Linked DNA regions of Homo sapiens: region 1 is linked to region 2. A link is an interaction called in ENCODE POLR2A ChIA-PET data of the cell type or tissue named here. Cell type or tissue: Panc1. All regions are shown on one strand. Links, peaks and the distances in the headings refer to the core of each region. The heading gives the core; the rest is flanking DNA.

Region 1 (5,378 bases), core at 243-5,242, 78 kb before region 2:
TTTTGTATTTTTAGTAGAGATGAGGTTTTGCCCTGTTGGCCAGGCTGGTTTTGAACTCCTGAACTCAGGTGATCTGCCCACCTCGGCCTCCCAAAGTCCTGGGAATACAGGCATGATCTACCATGCCTGGCTATGGTTAATCTTATGTATCAAGTTGATTATGCCATGGGGTGCCCAGATATTTGGTAAAACATTCTCAGTGTGTCTGTGAAAGTGTTTCTAGGCACATTTGAGGGCTGGGTGAGGTGGGTTATGCCTGTAATCCCAGTGCCTTGGGTGGCTGAGGTGAGAGGATCACTTAAGACCAGGAGTTTGAGACCAGCCTGGGCAACACAGCAAGATCCTGTCTCCCTAAAAAAAAATTAGCTGGACATGGTGGCACGGGCTGTAGTCCCAGCTATTTAGGAGGCTGAAGCAGAGGATGGCTTCAGCCCAGGAGTTCAAAGCTGCAGTGAGCAAGGATCATACGACTGCACCACTCTGGCCTGGGTGACAGAGCAAGACTCTGTCTCTTAAAAAACAAACAAACAAACAAACAAACAAAAAACAAAAAAAAACAGACTGGGTGTGGTGGCTCACGCCTGTAATTCCAGCACTTTGGGAGGCCAAGCGGGTGGATCACGGGGTGAGGAGTTCCAGACCAGCCTGGCCAACACGGTGAAACCCTGTCTCTACTAAAAATACAAAAATTAGCCGGGTGCGGTAGTGGGCGCCTGTAATCACAGCTACTCGGGAGGTTGAGGCAGGAGAATCACTTGAACTGGGGAGGTAGAGGTTGCAGTGAGCCGAGATCGTGCCACTGTACTCTAGCCTGGGCGACAGAGCAAGACTCCGTCACAAACACACACACACACACACGAAATTAATATTTGAATCTGCAGGCTGAGTAAAGCAGATTGCCTTCCCTAATGTGGGTGGGTCTCATCCAATCAGTTGAAGGCCTGAACAGAACAAAAAAATTCACCAAAAAAACTATCTCAAATACAAGATAATTTTTCTTCCCTTTAGATTCAAACTGAAACATTGCTGTCCTGGTTCCCAGGCCTTCAGACTCTGACTGGAACTACACCATCAGCTCTTCAGCTTGCCACCTCATCCTGCAGATCATGAAACTTGTCACCCTCCACAATCACATGAACTAATTCCTTATAATAAATCTCTTTATATATCTGTATGCATATATATACATGTATATACACACCCTATTAGTTGTTTTTCTCTGGAGAACCCTGCCTAATATTATGGATATAAACACACACATACCTCTTCTCACATTTTCATGATAGTCAACAAGTGAGAATCCATTTCAGGGAATGCTTATACAAACCCACAGGAAGCTGGGAAATACAGGGCTACAACTAAATTCTCACATCTGGTAAATCTCTTAAGGAATATGTCTGCTTCTCTGAGAGCGTGGTTCTTTTCCAGAGAAACATGACAGTTCTAGGAGAAATAAAGGTGACTCAGGAGCAGCAGAACCAAAGAAGACATATCTTCAATCACTCCTAAAAGGGTTACCTTGAGAGATTAGAGTTTGAGCAACCCTCCCATAACATTTCTTGTTCATGCAACTGTCCTCCAACAATCAGCTTTTGCAATTCTCTTTCTGTGGCATCATCTTCGTGGGTTTGGCATTATTATGAATCATATTTTTGTGATCTGTCTTCTCACCATTTGATGACTGATGGCAGCTGAGTGGGGAATGTTTTACAAGAAACGCATCTTTTTTTTTTTTTAATGAGACAGAGTCTTGCTCTGTCTCTCAGGCTGGAGTGCAGTAGTGCAATCCCGGCTCACTGCAACCTCCGTCTCCCAGGTTCCAGCGATTCTCGTGCCTCAGCCTCCCAAGTTGCTGGGATTACAGGCACACACCAACATGCCTGTCTAATTTTTGTATTTTTAGTAGAAATGGGGTTTCTCCATGTTGGCCAGGGTGGTCTCGAACTCTTGACCTCAGGTGATCTGCCTGCCTTGGCCTCCCAAAGTGCTGGGATTACAGGCGTGAGCCACTGTGCCCGGCCACATTTTTTAAACCCTTTCATATGTTTGGTTTAAGTGCTATCATCAACTCACTAATAAATAAATTTGTTTTTTGATTAAGACATGGTCTCTCTCTGTTGCCCAGGCTGGAGTGTGGTGGCACGATCATGGCTCATTTTAGCCTCAAACTCCTGGGTTCAAGCAATCTTCCCACCTTAGCCTCCTGAGCAGCTGAGACTGTGTGTGCCACCACACTCAGCTGATGTTTTAATGTTTTTGTAGAGATAGTATCTCCCTATGTTGCCCAGGCTGGTCTCGAAATCCTGAGCTCAAGTGATCTTCCTGCCTTGGCCTCCCAAAATGCTGGGATTACAGAAGTGAGACACTGTGCCCAGCCCCTAAATAAATGTTTTATGATTCTAGCTTTTTATCTCTAAAATGGAGATAATAATGGTATGCATATATTTAATAAATATGGCAGGAGAACTTCAAAAAGCATAAAACTTTTTTTCTAAAAAATATTATTTTACTTTTCAGATGAACTGAAATGGTGCAAATACAAATGTTATTGCAATAGCCTGGTATGGTGGCTGGCTCATGCCTGTAATCCTAGCACTTTGGGAGGCTGAGGCGGGCAGATCACATAAGGTCAGGAGTTCGAGACCAGCCTGGCCAACATGGTGAAACCCCGTCTCTACTACTAAAAATACAAAAATCAGATGGGCATGGTGGCAGGCACCTGTAATCCCAGCTACTAGGGAGGCTGAGGCAGGAGAATTGCTTGAACCCGGGGGCAGAGGTTGAGGTGAGCCCAGATAGCACCACTGAACTCTAGCCTGGGCGACAAGAGCAAAACTCCGTCTGGAAAAAACAAAAAAACAAAAACAAACAAAATAAAACAAAACAAAAAGAAAACCCCACAGATTGTTGCAAACACTAGAAGGCACTATTTCTCTACAGAGGCAGAAAATGAACCTAACACAAATTTCTTATATCTTAAACTTCTCCTCTTGCCCCATTTTTATTCAAGACACAGAACAAAAAGTGCAGTGTGGCAACTTTTTAAATATAAATATCTACAATGTAATAAGCAGTGGAAAGAAAAATGAAAAGGAGGACCAGTGAGACAAAGAACATATTGAAAAAATGTAAATCCAATAAAAAGAAACAAAAAAAGCTGTAGGCCGGGCGTGTTGGCTCACGCCTATAATCCCAGCACTTCGAGAGGCCAAGGTGGGCGGATCACGAGGTTAGGAGATTGAGACCATCCTGGCTAACACGGTGAAACCCTGTCTCTACTAAAAATACAAAAAAAATTAGCCGGGCGTGGTGGTGGGCACCTGTTGTCCCAGCTACTTGGGAGGATGAGGCAGCAGAATGGCGTGAACCTGAGAGGTGGAGCTTGCAGTGAGCTGAGATCGCGCCACTGCACTACAGCATGGGCGACAGAGCAAGACTCCGTCTAAAAAAAAAAAAAAAAAAGCTGTAAAAGGTGATAAAGGAAAAAAGGGATGAGAAGAAAGGGAAGTAGAAGCAAATTTCCTCCATACAATATAATATATGGGAACTGTTTTCCCTGTCATTGCCCTATGTCATATGTTGAAAATGTTAATTTATAATTACTCAGTGGTTTTCTAGGTCTGCATTGCCTCCCCTTTCCAATCTTCTCACTCATCCTATTTCTCTCAACCATACCTTTCAGGAAGGTTACTGGATGTGTATCAGGACCCATAATGGAGTAAGACAAGGATGAGGGATTTGGAGTTACCATGGAAATGCAAAAATTGTTTTGAAAGTACTGTCTAGCGGCCGGGCGCGGTGGCTCACGCCTGTAATCCCAGCACTTTGGGAGGCTGAGGTGGGTGGATCACGAGGTCAGGAGATTGAGACCATCCTGGCTAACACGGTGAAACCCCGTCTCTACCGAAAATACAAAAAATTAGCTGAGTGTGGTGGCAGGCGCCTGCAGTCCCAGCTACTCGGGAGGCTGAGGCAGGAGAATGGCGTGAACCCGGGAGGTGGAGCTTGCAGTGAGCTGAGATCAGTTTACTGCACTCCAGCCTGGGCGACACAGCGAGACTCCGTCTTGAAAAAAAAAAAAAGTACTACCAGAAAGCAGAAGCAGACAAATTCCTGCTTATTCTTCCCTCCATGGTCATGTCTGGACACTTACCTGGGTGAGACTTACAAAGTGATTGAGATTCTGAGTGATAGAGAACTAGACTATTTGGTTAGGGACTTTTTTTTTTTAACTTCATGGAACTTTAGGTTTCACAGTAGCTTGACTTTCATTTCCTCTCTCTCTCCCTCTCCCCTTCTCTCTCTGAAGAAATGCCTTCTACACCTTTTAATTCTTGACAATTAAAGGAAACCAGGACGAGGCAGCAGAGAACTGGCTGTTTAGGTTTTGATCTCGGTTTAAAGAGCGAACCTGAGGTTGACTTCTATTAGTCCATCTTTGTTAATCAACTTAGGGTGAAAAAAAAAATCCCAGAACTTGAAAATCCCAGATGTATCCAAATCAAACACATGGCTTGTAGCTTTACCTCAGAATAGTGAGAATTCCAAGAGCCCAGGCAATAGTTGTTTGAGTTTCCAATAAAATTTTGCTGGCCGGGTGCGGTGGCTTACGCCTGTAATTCCAGCACTTTGGGAGGCCGAGACGGGCGGATCCCTTGAGGTCAGGAGTTTGAGACCAGCCTGGCCAACATGGTGAAACCCTGTCTTGAGTGAGCATTACTGCCTGAGTTCCACCTCCTGTCAGATCAGCGGCAGCATTAGATTCTCGTAGGAACACGAACCCTATTGTGAACCGTGCATGTGAGGGATCTAGGTTGCGTGCTCCTTATGAAAATCTAATGCCTGATGATTTATAGTTGACAGTTTCATCCTGAAACCATCCCCCTCCCCCTGTTACCCCTACCCCAGCCGGTGGAAAAACTGTCTTACACAAAACCAGTCCCTGGTGCCAAAAAGGTTGGGGACTGCTGAGCTACAGCATTATTGGGAAAATTATATACTATGCCCAACGCATAGCACAAGACCTGGCACATCAAAATTGCTCAAGATGGCCTGGGGCAGTGGCTTACGCCTGTAATCCTAGCACTTTGGGAGGCTGAAGTGGGTGGATTGCCTGAGCTCAGGAGTTTGAGACCAGCCTGGGCAACATGACGAAACCTCATCTCTACTAAAAATACAAAAAATTAGCTGGGCGTGTTGGTGTGCACTGTAATCCCAGCTACACAGGAGGCTGAGGCACAAGAATCACTTGAACCCGGGAGGGGAAGGTTGTAGTGAGCCGAGATCATGCTCCAGCCTGGGTGACAGAGTGAGACTCTGTCTCAAAAAAAAAAAAAAAAAAAGGCCAGGTGCAGTGGCTCACGCCTGTAATCCCAGCA
Region 2 (5,378 bases), core at 225-5,224:
CCTCCCTCGTTTTGTGACTATGTTTCCAAACCCCAATTTGGAATGAATGACCTGAAGCTGATTATCGGAATACTTAAAACCAGTTAGAATAATAGCCCAGGCAAGTTGGCTCACACCTGTAATCTTAACACTTTGGGAGTCTGAGGTGGGAAGATTGCTTGAGCCCAGGAGTTTGAGACCAGCCTGGGCAACACAGTGAGACCTTGTCTCTAAAAATAATAAAATAAAATAAAAAATTAGCCCAGTGTGGTGGCATGTGCCTATAGTCCCAACAACTCAGGAAGCTGAGGTGGGAGGATTGCTTAAGCCTGGGAGGTCGAGGCTGCAGTGAGCCATGATTGTGCCACTGCACACCAGCCAGGGCAACAGAGTGACACCCTGTCTCTTAAAAAAACAAAACGGCTGGATGCGGTGGCTCACGCGTGTAATCCCAGTACTTTGGGAGGCTGAGGCGGGTGGAACATCTGAGATCAGGAGTTCAAAACCAGCCTGGCCAACATGGCAAAACCCTGAACTACTAAAAATATAAAAATTAGCCGGGTGTGATGGTGGGTGCCTGTAATCCCAGCTACTTGGGAGGCTGAGGCACGAGAATTTTGGACCCGGGAGGCGGAGGTTGTGGTGAGCTGAGATCTTGCCACCACAATCCGGCCTGGGTGAAAAGAGCGAGACTCTGTTGCAAAAATAAATAAATAAAAATAAAAAATTAAAGGTGAAACACAAATGCCATTTAAATGAATACTGAAGTAGAATTTAGCTACTGGTGGACCAGTACAACTGGAATATATAGCTGGTCTTTTTCTATAAGACCCTTTCTTTTTTTTTTTGAAATGGAGTTTCACTCTTGTTGCCCAGGCTGGAGTGCATTGGCACAGTCTTGGCTCACTGCAACCTCTGCCTCCTGGGTTCAAGCGATTCTCCTGCCTCAGCCTCCCAAGTAGCTGGGATTACAGCCGTGCACCACCACACCCAGCTAATTTCGTATTTTTAGTAGAGACAGGGTTTCACCATGTTGGTCAGGCTGGTCTGGAACTTCTGACCTCAAGTGATCCACCTGCCTCGGCTTCCCAAAGTGCTGGGATTACAGGCATAAGCCACCGTGCCCGGCCAAGACCCTTTCATATTCAAAAAGAATCCACTTCTTCCCCTTTTTTCTCTTATGAATTATTTGCTGCAAAGGAAAGATCCAGTTAAATACAAGTTATGGGGGAAGCCAGACAACACAGATACTGTAGGCAAAGTGATAATAACCTTTAGGTTTCAGAGGGTACTCTTCTTCCAGTGTGTTGGTTATAGTTTATCTAAGAAAAGACATTTGCTAGACCAGGCGCGGTGGCTCATTCCTGTAATCCCAGCACTTTGGGAGGCCGAGGCGGGCAGATCACCTGAGGTCGGGAGTTTGAGACCAGCCTGACCAACATGGAGAAACCCTGTCTCTTCTAAAAACACAAAACTAGCTGGCTGTGGTGACACATGCCTGCAATCCCAGCCACTTGGGAGGCTGAGGCAGGAGAATCACTTGAATCCAGGAGGCGGAGGTTGCAGTGAGCAGAGATCGTGCCATTGCACTCCAGCCTGGGCAACAAGAGTGAAACTCAGTCTCAAAAAAAAAAAAAAAGAAAAGACATTTGCTGGGCATGGTGGCTCACGCCTGTAATCCCAGCACTTTGGAAGGCCCAGGTGTGTGGATTCCTTGAGCTCAGGAGTTCAAGACCAACCTGGGCCACATGGTGAAACTCCGTCTCTACTAAAAATACAAAAACAGCCAGGTGTGGTGGTTGTGCGCCTGAGGTTCGAGCTACTCCTGTGGTCCCAGCTGCTCAGGAGGCTGAGGGAGGCTGAGGATCGTCACTTGAGCTTGGTGCTGGGGTAGGGGGTGGGTGGGGGTGCAGAGGTTGCAGTGAGCCTAGATCACACCACTGCACTCCAGCCTGGGTGACAGATCAAGACCCTGTCTCAAAAAAAAAAAAAAAGAAAAAGAAAAGGAAAAAAACGAAAAAAGAAAAGACACCTACTGAGTTAAAGTTAACCAGTGGAAATCTGTGTGTGTGTCTTTTAATTCTGATGATCCTAAGAAGTTATGATAATTAAGTAGCCTGCAAAAACAAAAGCAAAAGTATGATTTCAGGTTCTGGTTAAAGTGAAGAGACAAACTGTGTAAAACTCCATTGTTAACAGGCAGATCTGCTCATTAATAGAGAAGGAACTTAAACATTTGAATTTTAGAGGGAGAATATAAAATGTTTAGGCATAAAATATTTAAAAAACATTTTGTTGGACAGTATAGAGAAAAATGCACAATATAAATAATACTAAAATCCAAAATATTAAAGACTAAGGTATTTTAAAGGTTTTTTTCCTTCTTAAGCAGAAAGGCCAAATTGAAGATTAAGGATAAGTTCTAGGATGATGTACAATAAATTATGCTCATTAGGAAACACTAGAGTTCTGTTAAGACACTTTCTTAATTAAGCACGTGATATTAGCTATAATATTGCAATGATGTGAAAAAATTCTGTGGGCCATGAGCTGAGTTCTTTATGTACATTAATATTTTATTTATATATTTAATTATATCACTTAATCCTCATGGTGAATTTAAGGTTGATAATAGGTTGTGTTTATCTTTTTCATAGTTTGAAACTTTGCCTTAGAAACAGAGACAGGGGCTGGGTGCGGTAGCTCACACCTGTAATCCCAGCACTTTGAGAGGCTGAGGTGGGCGGATCATGAGGTCAGGAGTTCAAGACCAGCCTGACCAACATGGTGAAACCCCGTCTCTACTGAAAATACAAAAATTAGCTGGGCCTGGTGGCACACACCTGTAATCCCAGCTACTTGGGAGGCTGAGGCAGGAGAATTGCTTGAACCTGGGAGGCAGAGGTTGCAGTAAGCCAAGATCGCACCACTGTACTCCAGCCTCGCCTGGGTGACAGAGTGAGACTCCATCTAAAAAAAAAAAGAAAGAAAGAAACAGAGACAAGATTTGAACCCAGATACCTCTGACTTTTTGGCTGGGTGTGTTGGTTTATACCTGTAATCCCAGCACTTTGGGAGGCCAAGGTGGGAGGATTCCTTGAGCCTAGAAGTTGGAGAACAGCCTGGACAGCATAGGGAGACTGTCGCTACAAAAATAAAAATTTAAAAACCGGGTGTTGGTGGCACGCATCTGTGGTCCCCACTACTCAGGAGGCTTGAGGTGGGAGGATCACATCAGCCTGGGAGGTCAAGGCTGAGGTGAGTTGTAATCAAGCCACTACACTAGCTCGGGTGACAGAGTGAAACCCTGTCTCAAAATAATAATAATAATAAAACCACACACAAAATATTTTTTAACCACATTTTTGTACCTCACTGTTTGTCAGTTCATTGGCAGCTCTGTTGAATGAGAAAGAAGAACATCTCCAACACATATGAGGTTCTTGAGCAGATGTTAAAGAATAGCAATTAAGTTCTTGTTTAGGTATGTTTCAGTAACTCTAGAGAGAGATTTTTTGTTCTTTGTAATTTTTTTTCGAAGAATTTCCCCAGCCTAAGTTTCCTCATGGAAGCTACATTTGTCCACTTGTTGTCATTAGAATCTTCTTTGATCTACATTTCCCCCTAAGCCCATGACTGCCAAGGCTTTCTTTCTTTTTTTTTTTTTTTGAGACGGAGTCTCACTCTGTCACCCAGGCTGGAGTACAGTGGCATGGTCTCGGCTCACTGCAACCTCTGCCTCCGGGGTTCAAGCGATTCTCCTGCCTCAGCCTCCCAAGCAGCTGGGACTACTGGTGCGCACCACCACACTTGGCTAATTTTTGTATTTTTTAGTAGAAATGGGGTTGCACCATGTTGGCCAGGTTGGTCTCAAACTCCTGACCTCAAGTGATCTGCCCACCTCGGCCTTTCAAAGCGCTGGGATTACAAGCATGAGCCCTGTTCCCGGCCTGCCAAGGCTTTCTAATAGGCTTTCTAGATATCCTATTGGACTATTTTAGATTCTATACTTTTCCCTAGCATATCTCTGTGGCAAGTCTTCCATTCTCTTAATCCCTTTTTGTGCCTTTTTCTTTTCTTTTTTTTCTTTTTTTTTTTTTTTGGAGGCACTGTCTCACTGTGTTGTCCAGACTGGAGTGCAGTGGCACAAACACAGCTCACAGCATCCTCGACATCCTGGGCTCAAGCAGTTCTTCCACCTCAGCCTCCTGAGTAGCTGGGATTACAGGTGCACATCACCACATCCAGATAATATTTTAACTTTTTTGTAGAGATGGGGTCTTTCCATGTTGCCCAGGCTGTTCTCAAACTCCTGAGCTCAAGCGATCTTCCCACCTCAGCCTCCCAAAATGCTGGGATTACAGGGATGAGCCACTGCACCCGGCCTTTTATGTGTTTTAATCTCTTTTTCTTCTGCCTCTTCTCCCACTGAAGAAATAACTACTTCATATTATTCTACTCATATTATTCTATTACTGCTTTACTCATATTATGCAGTCTCTGCTTTTTTTTTTTTTTTTGACAGTCTCACTGTGTTGCCCAGGCTGGAGTGCAGTGGTATGATCTCGGCTCACTGCAACCTCCATTTCCCCAGGTTCAAGCGATTCTGCTGCCTCAGCCTCCCGAGTAGCTGGGATTACAGGTGTGCGCCACCACGCCTGGCTAATTGTTGTATTTTTAGTAGAGACAGGGTTACACCATTTTGGCCAGGCTTGTCTCGAACTCCTGACCTCAGGCGATCCACCTGCCTCGACCTCCCAAATTGCTGGGATTACAAGCGTGAGTCACCGTGCCCAGCCCATTCTCTGCTATTTTGAAGTTTCCTCACCTCAAGAACTTTCACGACCATCCTTGTTTAGATGGGGAGATCGAACTCTACTTTTACTTCTTTCTTGGCATCAGTGTTAACATGAATGGTTTCCTGGACAGCAACTACTGTCAGTAAACTGTCCACATGTGGCACCCATCCCCACATTACTATAATATAGAAGATATTTAAAGTCTATATTTCTATAGATACTGTGGGTATTATCTTTGGTTTTTCTCTAATTGTTGTTTTTACAAATTGTTTCCCTTTGGAGTAGACAAAATCAACATCAGTGGTACCAATGTTTTCTCCAAGTAAGTCAAGAGAAAATTGAGATACATTGTAAATTAGGCCTCTCTGCTTAAGAGTTGCATCAAAACTGTGAGATTCTCAAGTTGGGTGTGGTAGCACACACCTGTGGTACCAGCTACTTGGGAGCCTGGGGCGGGAGGATTGCTTGAGCCTGGGAAGTGTAGGCTGCAGTGAGCTATGATTGTGCTGCTGCACTTCAGCCTGGGCACCAGAGAAGACCTTGTTTCTTAAAAAACAAACAAAATTCCCAGAACTAAAATTCTCCTGTTTTACTGGATAC

Evidence for each region. ChIA-PET counts read pairs that join two places held together with the same protein. Peaks named below come from ENCODE experiments on the same cell type or tissue, not always from the same donor. Only the 100,000 strongest peaks of a DNase experiment are listed, where the experiment ranks them.
Region 1: POLR2A ChIA-PET joins it to region 2 with 5 read pairs; 4 of 35 experiments call an interaction of 5 or more read pairs at or near these places.

The regions. Positions count from the first base shown.
Region 1 is chr4:39,656,502-39,661,879 of GRCh38, reverse strand. SMIM14-DT (SMIM14 divergent transcript) reads right to left here. Exons shown (of 6, transcript NR_183845.1): 5 at 1,264-1,443. Among named protein-coding and RNA genes, the nearest start is that of SMIM14-DT, 20 kb to the right of the region's middle. RefSeq lists a silencer at 4,045-4,245. In Panc1, for the core only: a CTCF peak has its summit at 2,909 (motif pointing right); no DNase peak of the experiment used is centred there; H3K27ac peaks cover 217 bases.
Region 2 is chr4:39,578,114-39,583,491 of GRCh38, reverse strand. All of the region lies in intron 2 of SMIM14 (small integral membrane protein 14), which reads left to right. All of the region lies in intron 2 of UGDH-AS1 (UGDH antisense RNA 1), which reads right to left. Among named protein-coding and RNA genes, the nearest start is that of UGDH-AS1, 53 kb to the right of the region's middle. In Panc1, for the core only: no CTCF peak of the experiment used is centred there; no DNase peak of the experiment used is centred there.